Linked DNA regions of Homo sapiens: region 1 is linked to region 2. The links are chromatin loops, found by intact Hi-C in ENCODE. Cell type or tissue: CD4-positive, alpha-beta T cell. All regions are shown on one strand.

Evidence for each region. A loop is a pair of places that touch in the nucleus more often than their neighbours do. Peaks named below come from ENCODE experiments on the same cell type or tissue, not always from the same donor. Only the 100,000 strongest peaks of a DNase experiment are listed, where the experiment ranks them.
Region 1: it touches region 2 in a loop (4-fold over the local background); 3 of 110 quality-filtered maps call a loop at or near these places.

What each region holds. Positions count from the first base shown.
Region 1 is chrX:136,631,738-136,639,737 of GRCh38, reverse strand. It overlaps LINC00892 (long intergenic non-protein coding RNA 892), which reads right to left and starts at 195. Exons shown (of 3, transcript NR_038462.1): 1 at 1-195. In CD4-positive, alpha-beta T cell, no CTCF peak of the experiment used is centred here; a DNase peak (open chromatin) is centred at 4,267; H3K4me3 peaks cover 1,090 bases; H3K27ac peaks cover 1,537 bases.
Region 2 is chrX:136,582,831-136,590,830 of GRCh38, reverse strand. It overlaps the pseudogene RNU6-320P. Among named protein-coding and RNA genes, the nearest start is that of MIR934, 36 kb to the right of the region's middle. RefSeq lists enhancers at 2,637-2,696, 4,139-4,208, 4,299-4,428. In CD4-positive, alpha-beta T cell, no CTCF peak of the experiment used is centred here; DNase peaks (open chromatin) are centred at 2,600 and 4,290; H3K27ac peaks cover 5,150 bases.

The sequences.
Region 1 (8,000 bases), 49 kb before region 2:
GTCTTTTCCAGGAATCAAGCTGCCTCTCGGAAGACTCAGGTCTTCTAGCCAGCATCAGCTCCCACCCACTGACTGCACTGTGCACCCATCTCTGTTAGCACTTCCTTCCTGAGCCACTTCATTAAAACTGAAGCTGGCCCGTCCAGGCTTCTGACTCAGCAGCCCAGCAAAGAACATCCAGCCATGTCTGCATCTGATTAAGGAAACGCCAGGGGCAGGAAATATATATATATATATATTTTTTTCCTGGCTGAGTCAAGGGGTGCAAAAGGAGGTGGAGAGATTCAGTAAAATAGTTAAGATTTGAGTAGAAGGTAATCTTTCAGCACAAGATGTACCACAGGGACCACAGGGGTGGAAGAGAAATGGAAGGGCTTTATCAAAAGATTTAGGATTACTAGTTAAATACATTTTGGTACAGAAGTATATTACTGGCTTAGAAGGACCCCTGTGATACACTGATAGTGCAAATATCATGGCAGAAATAGGATGTCCCCAGTTTTTTTTTTTTTTTTTTTTTTTTGACAGAGTTCCACTCTTGTTGCCCAGGCTGGAGTGCAGTGGCATGATCTCGGCTCACTGCAACCTCTGCCTCCTAGGTTCAAGCGATTCTCCGGCCTCAGCCTCCTGAGTAGCTGGGATTACAGGCACCTGCCACCACGCCCAGCTAATTTTTGTACTTTTAGTAGAGACGGGGTTTTGCCATGTTGGCCAGGTTGGTCTTGAACTCCTAACCTCAGGCGATCCGCCTGCCTCGGTCTCCCAAAGTGCTGGGATTACAGGTGTGAGCCACTGCAACCGGCCCAGTTCCAGTTTTGTAAAAATAAGTTGAGAGTGTCCCTAAAGTGCTTATGAGTAGTAGCTAAAAGTTCCCCTCCATGCTCTGCACCCATGTTAATTTTTGCCCACAGGTAGATAATTGGAAAACAATTACCACAACCTTTGATAGCTATTGTGGCACGGGTGTTCCCCTGTGAATAAGTGGAGTTGGGAATCTTTCTTCATCACAGTGCCCCATGGTGAACTGCGCCATCTTGGTAAGCGTGGACCTGGGACAGTTTCCACTAGAGCACTTCCACATATAACTCAATAGCCCGTATCTTTGACATCAGGATGTTTTCTGACTTTGAGGAGAAGGATGTCCTGGTACTCCTTGTCACAGGGTGGCTGATGCCTGGAGCCCTCTCTCTCCCCTGACATCGGGGAACCAACCACATCTGAAGCAGTTTCAAATAAGCAGTAGGGTTGATATCTGTTCTGGGTTGAACAGTGTTCCCCTCCCCAAATTCATGCCCATGTGGCACCTGTGAATGTGACTTTTTTGGGGGGGAAATACTTTGTAAATGTAATTAGTGAAATTAATATAAGGTCAAACTGAATTAAGGTGGGCCCTAATTCAATGACTAGTGATCTTATAAGAAGAGGGAAATTTGAACACAGACAAACACAGAGGGAAAACAGCCATGCAAAAACAGAGGCAGGGATTGGAGAGATGTGTCTACAAGCCGCAGAACATCAAGGATTGCTGGCAACCATTAAAAGCTAGGAAGAAACAAGGAAAGACCCTCCCCTAGATCCTTTAGAGAGAGCATGGCCCTACCAACACCTTCAAGTTCAGACTTCTGGCCTCCAGGACTGTGAAAGAATACATTTCTATCATTTTAAGCTCCCCAGTTTGTGGTAATTTGTTATGGCAGCCCTTGGAAACTAATACAACACTTCTGTAGAAGAAAGTGGCTCCATCTTTTGAAATGCTGCTCCAATCATGACCTGAGCAGAAAGATGTTCATCAGCAGAGGACACACAGTCAAGCGGAGGAACCGCATGGCTCTTTGATTATGCTCTACACTCCTCTACATGTGCACACAGAAACAAGTCTGCAAGGTACCACAAGACTTGTGTCTGGGTGATAGGTTCTGGGGTATCTTTATCTTTTTGCTTTAACTTGTCTATATTTTTGAAGTTTCCCACAATGAATATGTGCTACTTGTGTAAAAAACATGTATCTATAGCTATATCTACCCATCATCTATTTATCTATCTATCTTTAATCATCAGATTTTTGCCATTGAAAGTAATGGTAAAACCACAATTACTTTTGCACCAACCTAATACTTGTATTCTCTATTCTCATGCACTTGCAGAATCCTTCCAAATGAAATAGACCCAGGGTACCTTCATTTCTTGTAGGCCCAAAGCTAGGAACTACTCCCTAAAAGTGGTGGCAAGGATGAGGGTAGACGATAATAAAACCATATGTTTATATGGTATTGGATACTCTTCAAAGAGCACACCTCTGTATCTGTCGACCCATTCAGCCTGATACCCCTCTGATAGATGAGAAATCTGAGGCTCCAAATTCTAACTGTTATCTTCCACGCTGCCCTCTTCAGTTCTGACCCCAGGCTCAGGAAGTTGTTAAGCAGCTCCTCCAAGGTCTCATAGCTAATAACTTAGGGTCTTGATGCCTGGTCCAGCACTGGTTTCTAGAATGTAAGATCCATCCATAAGGGCAGGGCCTTTTTGTCTTTTTTATTCACTGGTGTATCTCCAGCACTTAGAATGGTGCCTGGCATATAGTAGGTGATCAGTAAATTTTCACTGAATGAATGTATATATAATTACAGTGTGATGAAAGCAAGCCCTTCTGGAGAAGTATCTTCTGCCACTAGGAACATTTTTGTTTAGGCCAGGCTGTTGTGCTCTGCAGAAGGTAAGCAGGGCTGCTGAAGGGGTCCTGCTCTCTTTCCAGTCTCTGTCCTTCCACAGCCTGGCCCCCAGCCCCAGGTAAGAGTTAGCTAATTCCTAGAGCTTTGACTCTCACATCATCTACACGGAGGCTTCTATGTAGTGTGGTTCAAGGCAGGACTGGAAAAGGCTCTTTGTCCAAAAATAGTGCCACTCAGCAAAAAGATCCAGGGACAAGGGAAGGGCAGGCCAAGTGATTTGGGACCAGGACAAGGAACAGGACACAGCAAAAAATATTCAGGGAGAAGGTAGTGGAAAGGTGCATGGGACAGTTTAGGAACAGAACAAGAGGGGTGCAGAAAGTGTCCAAAAACAAGTCAGGAAGGAAAATCTTGGTGAAACAAATGGGAAAAAGGAAGGTGGGGGTAGTGCAGGCAGAAAAGTCTTGTCCTCCCCACCCAACCGCTGCCCCGCCCCAGACCAACCCTGGTTCACACACTCTCTCCTCAGGATAACCTCCCACTTCCCTCACACAGGTGACACCTTCCCACCTGGCGGCTGTGTCCAGGTCTTCTAAAGGACAAGCTTTGTACAGAGGGGCAGGCTCCCTCCCCAAGTGTCCTTTTTAAGTGCAAATCCTCCTGGGAAAGCTGCCAGGGAGTAAATTTCCAGGAAGCCCTAAAGCTGCCCCTTCCCCTGCCTGGGAGGGTGGGGGTGGGGCTACTCTTAACGCTGGCAAGGACTGGGTTGAGAGAAGCTGGGGAATTTGAGAAGTGGAGGGAGGGCAGGGGGCCTCCGAGGGCTGGGGTCAGGGGGCAGAGCTCTGGGGACTTTGAGGATTTCACAGTCCTTCTCTCCCCTGGCCCTCTTCCACACACCCCAGGATGGGAAGAGAAAGCTTAAGGAGGATTAAGGGCCAACTAATTATAGGTAAGGAAGTTGTCTTAAAAAACCAAGCTCACAGCACTATCTCAATTAAGAGCCATGTCTGGCTAATTTACTAGACAAGGGGAGAGGTACGGTTTTGAGAGCAGGAGAGCACACATTTCTGCGTCCAGGTAGACCCACAGGTATCTGGGGAAAGGAAGTCTCCTGGGGACTTTGAGCTATACCGGAGGGGAGTCACGAGGGTGTTTTTCTTCTCTTCCAACATTGCATGCTGCTGTCCCCAGACTTCCATGGGTTCGCAGCACTAGTCATCACTAGGTACAAAATGCCAATCCGGGATTTTACTCATGTGGCTGAATTAACGCATTTCACCAATTTTCAATGCTCCTATTTCCATGCTTCTTAACAAAAACTTATCTCAAAATCCTCTTCCACCTGGGAGCAGAATGCTTATTTGCAGCTTAGGACACATAAGGATTTTCTGTCACTGGGATGAGATTTGGGAATATCCTTCACAGAGTGGGTGAACTGTAAAAAATACTGCATTTTCAGAGTTAGCGCCTCTGAAACCGGAAATGTGAACAGAGCTGACTTAGTGCTAATACTTTCTCTTACTCCTGTAAGAAAGAGGAAAGACTGTGCTAGAGTTAGCAGTGATGTGCGAAAACCACAGTAGAGGTTTTGTGAAGAAGAGCATTTGTGGCTTTTGCACAAGTTATTCCTAAACCAAGTCTGGGGATGGCATATGACACTTTTCAAAGTAGCTTCTGGATTGGTATTTCACTGAAATAAAGATCTTTCAGCAAGACCGGAAAGCCAAAAATCTACGTTTCATGACCTCTACAGGAAAGTAATAGTTGCATTGTGGAACATTCTAGAATGGCAGGCTCAAACCATGGCCCGGAAGAACTGTAGGCTTTTTGGGGTGGGAGGTGGGGCGAGACAGGGAAAATCTAATTCCCAATAAAGGTTTCTGATCGTTTTCCACTCACTCTCCCCACCCCCTCACCTAGTTCTGTGGCTCTTCTCCAGCCACCTCCTCTAATAAAGAGGCTTCTATTAAATAGCTGGGAAAGAGAAGGTAGAGGAAACAGAGAAGAAAAAAATTAATGCTAATCTCAGGAAGTCCGTAACACTTTTAACTCAAATGTTGCTTGTATATGCAAATAATTTGCATCAGGTACCCAGTTATACTGTGAGTGTTCCAAAGTATGTCATGCACCTAGATGTGGCCCTGGAAAAAGTCACTGCTGTTTTGTAATTAACCCAGACTTGTATAAGAAGAAAAGAGGGATTTGCCAGGTAAACATATGTTTATCACTATTCATAAAAGTGAATGAGAAGAGGAAAGAAACAGCCTAATGGAGTAAAATGAACATCTTTGCCTCTCACTGCGTTCTTTGGGCTGGTTTAAGTCTCTATGGAATAAACTAGTATTTTTAATATCCAGAGAAAACTGTGGGGTTTTTTTGTTTTTGTTTTTGTTTTTGTTTTTGTTTTGAGACAGAGTCTCACTCTGTCACCCAGGCTGGAGTGCAGTGGCATGATCTCGGCTCACTGCAACCTCCACCTCCTGGATTCAAGCAATTCTCTTGCCTCAGCCTCCCAAGTAGCTGGGATTACAGGCCACACCACCACACCTGGCCAGTTTTTGTATTTTTAGTAGAGACAGGGTTTTGCCATGTTGCCCAGGCTGGTCTCGAACTCCTGACCTCAAGTGATCCACCCAGCTCAGCTTCCCAAAGTGCTGGGATTACAGGTGTGAGCCACTGTGCCTGGCCCAAACAAGGAGTGTTTTTAAATAGCCAATTATCCTAAACAACATCAGGCTGAAGCAGTTTCACTCATGAATTCTTTCAAATTTTCAAGGAACAAGTAATGTTGATACTTTTTCAAATGTTCTAGAACAGAGAAAAATAAAAATATTCTCATTAAAAAAATCAAATCCAGCATGACATTGATATCGAAATCTGACAAAGAGCATAAAAATTAAGCTGCCTGCAGTCTCACACATAAATATTTATTGAAAATATGCCAAGTAAAATATTAGTAAATGGAACCTAGCTGTATGTGAATAGAGTCATACCTTCACCAAGAGGGACCCATTCAAGTAATAAGAGGATAGTTTAATATTAGAAAATTCATTAATCTAATTCACTTAACAGAACAAAGAAAAAACATTATTGTGATAAATAGTGAAATAGCAAAAAATTCAACAATAATTCTTGGTGATGTTTTCAGAAAAGGAAGAATGGCAATGTTCTTCATTCCTAAGATGAATTAATATTTCTATCTTACTATCCTTATAACTTCAGGCATGTCACTTACTCTTTGTGCCTCCGTTTCCTCATATTTAAATAGGGATGCTTCTCAGTATTGTAAGGATTCAATAATACATATGTAAAGTGGTATCACACTACACCCAATTCCCCCCATCCTCTCACCACCTTATTTTCTCACCTATGTAATGCCTATTAAACTGTGTGGAACACACGAAGAGAAGTGATATACTATCATTTTTCTGTTTTCCTGTGTTTTCTTCACTTGCACCAGTGAATGTGGAATGTTTTACTGCTGCACTGGCTTGTGTTTATTAATGCATGGTGTCAAAGTCAGATAAAGATATAGAGTCAAATCTCTAAAACAAGACATTTTATTTGGAAAGCAAAATTGCAATTTTGGGCATACATGCAGACTGGGTTGGCCTTCAGTGTGTCCAAAGAACAAAGAGAAGGTTGGAGGTTTTAGTAGAAAGAGAGGCCAGGCGTGGTGGTGTGCGCCTGTTGTCCCAGGCACTCGGGAGGCTGAGGTGGAAGGATCGCTTGAACCCAGGAAGTCGAGGCTGCAGTGAGCTATGATTGCACCACTGCACTCCATCCTGGGTGACAGGGGAAGACTCCGTCTCAAAAAGTTAAAAAAAAAAAAAAAGAGAGAGAGAGACATGTCACATATTGTTTTGAAAGAAAACTCATTGGAACTAGCGAAAGTTTTGGGAGTGGGCAAGCTCTGATCAGTGAGTGATGGCAGTGGGTAAAACTGGTCTTAGGGTTATGGCAGGTCATTTTGGTAGCTGGCTTGTGGCATAATCTCTGGGCAGGTGCTTACTCCATGGTCTCTCAACTCTAGCTGGGTATGACAAGTTAACTCCAATTCATAGAATCAATTTTCACAATAGTCTTATAAACAAAGTAACATTCTTCCTGACCACTTAGGCATTTGGATTCCCTCCATGCTACTCCTAGACTCCCTTAAAGTAAGATTGTACTGAATGGCTTCATTGGTTATAATAACCCAATGGTTCTCAGCTCTGTTTGCACATTAGAATCACCTAAACAAGTTCCTCAGGTGATTCTATTGGGTATCTAGAATTGCAAACTGATAGTCATTTCCCTCCAAGTTACAATACTTTTACTAGCTCTACACAAATTGATTTATATGACATTTGATTCTGAAATCAGCTGTGATTCATTGCTAAAAATTAACTGCATGACTTCATAATACCCTAAAAGACCACTCATCGGAATGAATGCACTGTCAAAAAGAAAGAGAACTTAGGGGAAAGAGCAGGGTGCAAGTAACCCAACTTCGGGGGCAATCTCAAAATTAGGTAAAAGAAAAAAAGAGAAGCAAAGAGGGATTTAAAAACAAAACAAAACAGAGAACCAGGATTGGCAAGTACCATAGAAACCAAAGTGGGAAACAAATGCAAGAAGGACTAAGCTCAACTTTCTTTTCCCCTCAAACATCTCCCATCCCAAAAGGAAGGCTTTTTCTGGGCTAGTGGGTGTGGCATAACCCTCAGGACCAAAGCCACACTGCCTGGCTTCAAATACCCACTCTACCATTCCCCAAGAATACAACATTGGACAAGTCACTAAACTCGGTGTGCCTTTATCTTATCACCTGGGAAATGGGAGAATGGCAGTCTCTTCCTAGGGCTATTGTGAGACCTAAGCAAGGTACCAAAAACAGCACCTGAGAAATAGTATATATTATGTTGAGTGTTAGCTATGTTTATTTAAATCGTACCATGTATTCTCCTTCTGCAGCATTTGTCCCAGTTGTCATCTTACAATTTCTTTTGGTGATTAAGTTGACCCATCTTGTATATCCTCCCTTTTGAATTAACTAAGAGTCAACTAATTTGGGACCTTAATTACATCTGCAAAATCCCCTTATCTTTGCCTTAAAATGTAACCTAATAACAGGAGGAATACCCCATCATGCTCACAGATTCTCCCCACAGAGAGGGAAGGGAATTATATAAGGCATGTACACAAGGGGTAGGAATCTTAGGGGCCATCTTAGAATTACCTACCACGGGAATTACAGTTGACCCTTGAACAACTGGGGGTTAGGGGAGTTGGCCTCCCATGCAGTCGAAAATCCTTGTATAACTTTTGACTCCCCAAAATGTAACTAAT
Region 2 (8,000 bases):
AACAAGCCTTATTTTCTCATCTGTAAAGAGATGTCATATCACACCCACCCCAGAGGGTTGCTGAGATAAGCCATTGAGATAAACAATGCTTAGCACAATATCTACTGACATATAGCAAAGGCTTAAGACAAGAGGTAGTAGTAGCAGCAGTAATTATTATTATTATTATTGCTATTTTACCACCTACCTCTAGTGGTAGCCAGTGCCTAGAACCCATGGTTTCAGATTTCACTCCTTATCATAAATCCAAGTGAGGTTGGCCTTTCTATCTGCACCTTCTCAAAAGCTTTTGAGAAAATCTTCAGGTTTCAAGTAAATCTTTACTTATTTGGGGTCTACACTGTGGTTTTGACTGAGTTTCCCTCTGATATTTTGGTTCAGCCAAGGTAGAGTTCAAAGTGAAATTTAAAGGAGAAGGGCTCTTTTATGCAATTCCAACTGGAGAAGGTTTACAAAATGGAATCTGCTGAGTTTTGCGCAACTCTTTGGTCAGTTTGCTTTCTTAGGCCAGACAAGTATGTCTACAATGGTGGAGTCATAAACCCAAAGGAGAGAAATGGGTGTGAGAAAAGAAGACGCACCTTCCTGTATCCAGTAGCTACCCTGTGTGAGAAGCAAAAGATAGTTGTAAGAAAGCTATAAATATGATTCTGTCCAGCAGTTCAGTGTCTGCTGGATGTACCAAGTCATCACCTTCAGGCAGTTTCTATTAGTCAGAGGCATGTTTGCCTGACTGTAGGTGGGTGGAGGGTCAAGGCAAATGCCTCCTCTCCAGCTTCTCAGATGGGAAGTAACTGTGGAAACACAGTAGACCTGTGAAAAGCACAGGGAATGCGATATGTAAAGACTGAAACACAAGTCAACAGTGGTATTAATTCTGCAGCAGTATAAAAATAAAGAATTGTTTACAAAGATGAATTAAAACTTAATAATGTCATGTTTAAATAATCAGCATTCCCACAACATTTTAGTCATCATAACCCTGACTAAGTTGTACATTTAATGGTGAAAATTCCTTTCTGGGGTGCATTCTGGATGTAGCGCTGTAAATGCACACATTTTAAATCTTATGCTAAACAGCAATTTTGTCAGGAATAAACAAGAAATAAACTCCTGGGTGAGTGAAAGGTCTGGGAACATCTGTTCAGGGAAAATAATTGAGCATATTGGTGGAAGGAGCCTGCGAGTATAAAATAGATCGGGAGGCTTTTTTTTCTACATTGTTTCTGAGTTTTAATTTATCAAATTTCATGCTGATTTTGTAACGTATTGCCTGATAAGGGAATTAGAAAGAAAAGCAAGGGTACCAGATAATGCTTCCTTCATCCCAGCTAAAGGTATGCTCCTGAGTTTTCTCAAATATCACTTCTCCAGTGAAGCCTCCTCTGGCCTTTCATCCAGCCCTATTAGGTTGGAGCTCCATGGGCTCTCACGACCCCTCACTCCTTTCCCTCAGAGTGCACATCGTGCTTATAATTAAATAACAAATAGGCTGGGCGTAGTGGCTCATGCCTGTAATCCCAGAACTTTGGGAGACTGAGGTGGGCGGATCATTTCAAGTCAGGAGTTTGAGACGAGCCTGGCCAACATGGTGAAACCCCATCTTTACTAAAAAACAAAACAAAACAGAAACAAAAATTAGTGTGGTGTGGTGGCACATGCCTGTAATTCCAGCTACTCAGGAGGCTGAGGCAAGAGGATTGCTTGAACCCCAGTGGCGGAGGTTGCAATGACCCAAGATTGCGCTACTGCACTTCAGACTGGGTAATAGAGCAAGACCCTGTCTCAGAAACAACAACAACAACACCCAAACTGTGTAATTGTTAGTTTAGTGCTTTTTTTCCTCCTAGATGGTACGCTCTGTGAGGACAGGGACTGTGTCCATCTTAGTCACTGCTTACCAGGGACTCCTAGCTCAGAACCCGGCACATAGTGAGTGTCAGTTAATATTTCTGAATTAATTTCATTTTCCCACCCATCCTTTATCTGAACTAGCTGAATGGGTTTCTATTTCTTGCAAACAAGAAAGTTAAGAAGAATTTGCCGGATGCAGTGGCTCATGCCTGTTATCCCAGCGCTTTGGGAGCCTGAGGTGGGAGGATTTCTTGAGCCTAGGAGTTTGAGACCAGCTTGGGCAACATGGAGAGAACTCTGTCTCTACAAAAAAATGACAAAATTAGCCAGGCATGGTGGTGTGTGTCCGTGGTCTCAGCTACTCAGGAGGCTGAGGTGGGAGGATTGCTTAAGCCCTGGAGGTCAAGGCTGCAGTGTGCTGTGATTCACCACTGCACTCCAACCTGGGCGACAGAGCAAGACCCTGTCCAAATAAATAAATAAATAAATAATAAATAAATTTATTTTTGTAACAAAAAGAAGGATGTAAAGGATTAAAGAAAACTCAGAGTCTCTGGGAAATCTTAGCACAGGTTTCTTTTCAAGAGTTTATTTGCCAAGGCATTCATCCTGTTTGTAACACTAAGGGCCTACGTTTCAGACTCTGAGTGCTTGCACAACTAGATCTGCTCCCTCTTCTCAGCCTCAGGGTAAAATGTTACACTACTTCTTTCCTCACCTCCATTCTAGTTTCATTTTTAGGTTGCTAATCTGACCTTTAGTTTTGTTTTTTTTTTTGTTTTTTTTTTTAATGAGGCACTAAATGCAAAGAGAAAGTAGGTATTTTCCCCAGATGTTATTTTACCAAAGTGAGACAACATCATTTCTTAGATTTTCTGTAGTTAGGGACTTGAGAGCAGTTCAAAGTCCCCATTCCTCATACACATACCAGAATATAATCTATCCTTATCTCACAGCCAATTTTTCTTGGAAAAGTTAATTTGTGGTGTTGAAAAGGGAATATTGTTTATGCTTTGTCCATGAAACTGAAGGGCTTAGCAAACACCAGACTTCTGAATATAGGATTTAATAATTATCTCCCCAAATGAGGTCTTTATTCCCATTTAGTTCAGAATTTAACAAATGCACTCAATTCCCTTCTCCCCCAACACCTGTAGTATTCAGGCAGAACTTCAAAGCCCTCAGCCAGGGCTATTATAAGCAAAGCCCCGTGATAGGTGGGAGGCTGCACTAGAAACTAAGATCCCCACTCACAAGGCAATATTTCAAGGATTGCACAATCTCAAGAGTGAAGCATTTCTTGAGAATACATTTTTAAAACATTGATTACTCTTCTATGCTGATTGTATTGGCAATATATTTTAATATATAAGAAGACATTACTTTTCTACCTCCATTCCAGGAACGGTGGCTACTCCTAGTTCTCTTTTGATCTCCGTGGTAAGATGCCACATCACCTCCTCCAGGAAGCCTTACTCTACCCCCACCAGCCCTGTGCCCTCCTCTGTGCCCCTACAGCAGTCCCAGTAGACCCCACAGAGCACTTGACCCTTCACTCCCTTTCTCCTGTTTCCTTTTAACTGAGAGCCCCTGAGAGCAAAACCCACATCTTTTTCATTCGATCAATTCTGCCCTATCTTGCCTCTGGGCCTTCACTCCTAATTATCTTTCAGAGCTTTGCTTCAAGCACCTGCCTCCTGTGTGAAGCCTTTCACAACACTTTCCCATGTTCTCCTACCATGGGCTATAATCCCACAGCCATGGGGCCCACTGGATTTACTGTAATCTATTTGCTAGAATGTCTCCAGGTGTGCTAATAAATGTTTAATAACTGATTTTATGAAAGGAAAAAAGAAAACATTCCAAGTTTATAGTGATTGCCAATTTCCACTGTGTAAATATTCCCACCATGACCAATTTCAAGCTACCGACGTGAGGCTACACATTGATTTGGGTAGAAATGCCCAGTAGTACAGCATTATACAGCATTTCCATCAGACTGCTACAATAGCTATAGATCACCTCAAGAGCATATATAATAAGCAATGGCAGTAAAATAATTAGGAAGTGATACATTTTGAGTGTTTCTTACCTTTGTTTGAAATGTATTTTAATTGCAGGCTTATAGAATTTTATTTTTAATAAGTTTGTGTTTAACGACTGACTGGCAAAAATTTCTAAACATCTATCAACTCTCATGAATCAGTAGCAATGGGCTCCAGTGCATCACTGTTTGTATCTCTGACTAGACTGTGAACTTGAGAACTGGGACTGGGACTGTGCTGCTCATGGCACCTCCAACACCTAACACAGAGGAGGCACTGTGTAATGTTCATTGGCGGCAGCCAGGCATATCCATCCTTTTGTCCTCACTTTAAAAGGAGTTAAGAGAAAGTTCAGTGTGCTGTTTAACCACAAAGGCCACTTGGCAAATGCTCTAGAGGAAGCCATACCAACCTCAGCTAAGAACGAGGTCAGATCTCCGTCATACATAGTACTTTATTGCCAACTTCCTACATGTTAAGCTAGTGTGCCACTCCCTACTGAGAAACAAACAAGGCTCTGCTAAGTGTTTTATCCTTTCCTTGAGGGGTTAGCACCAGCTTACTTCCTAAAGAAGCAAGCCAAGATAGCACAGGTCTGATATTAATGCCAAATTCACACAAAATCCCATGTGGCAAAAGAGAATTCTTGCCTTTCTAAGCCTCAGACACTGACCCAATTATTTTAAGATCCATTGGCATTCACTGAATTCCAGCACAACAGGAGAATTTAACATTTCTCTGCGGTTTCTTAAAATGGTTTTGACTACCCTAGAGCACCAGGCCAGCCACCAGCAGGATAGAATGACAGGAATAGTCACAGTGTGTTAGAGGTCAAATCCCTAAGCCTACCTCTTAACTACTGGTGGAACTCTCTAGAAATGAACTTTTCATAATCATAGCAATGGTTAATATGCCACGAGTGCTATCTACCTCTGTGCCAAGCACCGTGTTAGACCATCCTCATAGACTAATTAATGAGGCCTCACATAAAGTCCTCAAGCAGTGGCACCCTCATTTAAATTGTCAGTTTGCTGGGGCTGTTGCCAATCCAGTAAGGCCGGACTGTAGCTGGGATAAAAAGGTTTCACTTCATTAAGCACCAAAATAATGCCATGGCTCTCTAAGAAATCATACTTGTGGGGAAAAGTCTCCTCTCAGTGACCATTTTTCCTTTTTGCCAATATGATGCCATACAAACTGGCAGATGTGGCTTCCTCAATGGGCATGACGAAGTCACCTTGAATTGCTCCATTGAGAAGCATGGCAAAAAGTGATTCCATGGGCTCAGCTTTGCCCTTGTCTGACATCCGTTCAGAGAGTTAAAATTCGTTGGCTTTTCAGGGCAGTGGGTGACATTACCCATGGTCCTCTACAGATCTTCAATAAGTTGACATTTCAAATCATTTGAATAAATCAAAGTGACAGAGGCACCTTAAGTTGCTGAGTTGGGGAGATGATTATAGAGAGCGAAAGACACATTTTCATTTTATTGCTGATGAGCAAAATAAGTAAAATTTGAAAAGGAAGTGGGATGCCTTGTGGGAGGAACCTTCTCAGGAAGAGGACTGCAAGTGGTACCTCTGTCTTGCCAGTGATAAACTGGTGCAGAAACGTTTCCAAACTATTCATCATGTGCACCCTAAAAACCCGATATGTAGAATCTGCACTATCCCTGAAAACAAGAGAGTCCCTGATTTGGTAAATCTTAACCCTGGAATACAAGCTTTCAGTATCACTTGGAGAAGTGAATCCAGTTTCCCTTAAGTGAAACTTGAGCCTTGGTCCCTCATAGCTATTGACCCTTATCTTCTGCAAAAGACCACTGGTGAAAACACAAGCTTAGTTGCTCTTCTATTTGTGTACAGAAATAGCCTAACTCTGCTTTCAAGCTGCTTTGTTCAAAATGTGCTAAGGATTTGTTGAGTGAATAAAAAAAGCAAGCAAGCAAGCAAACAAACAAAACTTTATTTTTTTTTCTTATTTCTCTAGAAAACTGGTAAACAAACAAACAAAACTTTAAATCAGACTGCAATTTAGGTCAAAAGTTAGAAAATATATTTGCAGTGCCTAATTCAGGAAGGAAGATCTTTTTCATGCTAATCTACTGCTAATTATAAAATAGGTGATAGCAAGCATTGTGAAGAGCTAAAAAGGAGGGGGTGGGGGCAGTGCTACTTCATAATTTAGTCACCCTTGATTGGAAAGTGGGCGTTTTAAGATTTGACACCAAACCCCAGCGAGTTACTCTGTAGCATGAGTTTCTCTCACTTCGGACTTTCAGTTTGGACACAGAAAGAACAGGGCAAAAAGTAAAGCCAGAAGGGATGATTTTTAAATGGCAAACTGCAAATAAGGATAGGTTTCAGGCTCCGTTGCAAATAGAGGTGGAATAATGAGAATAAGCTCTGTAAGGCCTGAAGGGAAGGAAACACATGGAGGTGGTCAGCTCCGTGCCCAACAAAATGCCCTTGAAGAAGCCTTTATGATCCTGGGTATAAGAAGAAGGTGGGGGGGAGCACTAAACCATTCTAAGACGAAGTTGTAACATTGACAATGTTGACTCCCTAGAACCAAGTCAGGGGAAGTATGTTTGGAGTCTAAGAAGCACAGTCATGTGTTGCATAATGATGAGGGTACATTCTGAAAAATGTGTCATTAGGTGATTTTGTTGTGTGAACAGCACAGAGTGCACTTACACAAACATAGGTGGTATAGCCTACTACACACCCAGGCTATATGGTGTGGCCTATTGCTCCTAGGCTACGAACCTGAACAGCATGTTGCTATGTTGAATACTGTAGGCAATGGGAACACAATGGTAAGTATTTATGTATCGAACATATCTAAATATAGAAAAGGCACAGTAAAAATACAGTATAAAAGATTTAAAAAATTATACACCTGTATAAGGCGCTTACCACGAATGGAGCTTGCAATAGTAGAAGTTGCTCTGGTTGAGTCAGTGAGTGGGTGGTGAGTAAATGTGAAGGTCTAGGACATCACTCCATGCTACTGTAGACTTTACAAACACTGTACACTTAGGCTACACTACATTTATAAAAAATATTTTTTCTTGGCTGGACATGGTGGCTCACTCCTGTAATCCCAACACTTTGGGAGGCTGAGGTGGATGGATCGCTTAAGTTCAGGAGTTTCAGACCAGCTTGGGCAACATGGCAATACATCATCTCTACAAAAAATTTAAAAATTAGCTGTGTGTGGAGGCACACACCTGTAGTCCCAGCAACTTGAGAGGCTGAGGTGGGAGGACCACTTGAGACCAGGAGTTCAAGGCTACAATGAGCCATGATTGCATCATTGCACTCCAGTTTGGGTGACAGAGCAAGACTCCATCTCAAAAAATACATAATTTTTTTCTTTCTTCAATAACTAATTAACCTTAGCTTACTATAATTTTTTCACTTTATAAACCTTAAATTTTTTTACCTGTTTTACTGTTTTGTAATAACACTTAAACACAAATTGTACAGCTGTACAAAAATATTTTCATCATGTATATCCTTATTCTCTAAGCTTATCTACTTTAAAACTTTTACTTTTTATTATTTTTACTTATTTTTAGTTTTTTTTAATGGAACGCATCACAATTTGTGTGTCATTCTTGCACAGGAGCCATGTTACTATTCTCTGTATCACTCCAGTTTTAGTACATGGGCTGCCAAAGCAAGCGCAGTTTTGAGACTTTTTTGTTAGACTCTAAGACCAAACACACACATTAGCCTAGGCCTACACAGGGTCAGGATCATCAGTATCATGGTCTTCCATCTCCACATCTTGTTCCCCTCTGGAAGGTCTTTAGGGACAGTAACATTCACGAAGCTGTCATCTCCTACGCTAACAATTTTTTCTTCTGGAATACTTCCTGAAGGACCTGCCTGAGCTTGTTTTACACTTAACTGTTTTTTTTAATAAGTAGAAGGAGTCCGCTTGAAAATAATGATAAAAGGTATGGTATAGTAAATATCTAAACCAGTAACATAGTTGTTTATTGTCATTATCAAGTATATGTTCTATACATAGTTGTATTGCTAGTCTTTTATATGACTGGCAGAGCAATAGCTTGTTAACACTAGTGTCACA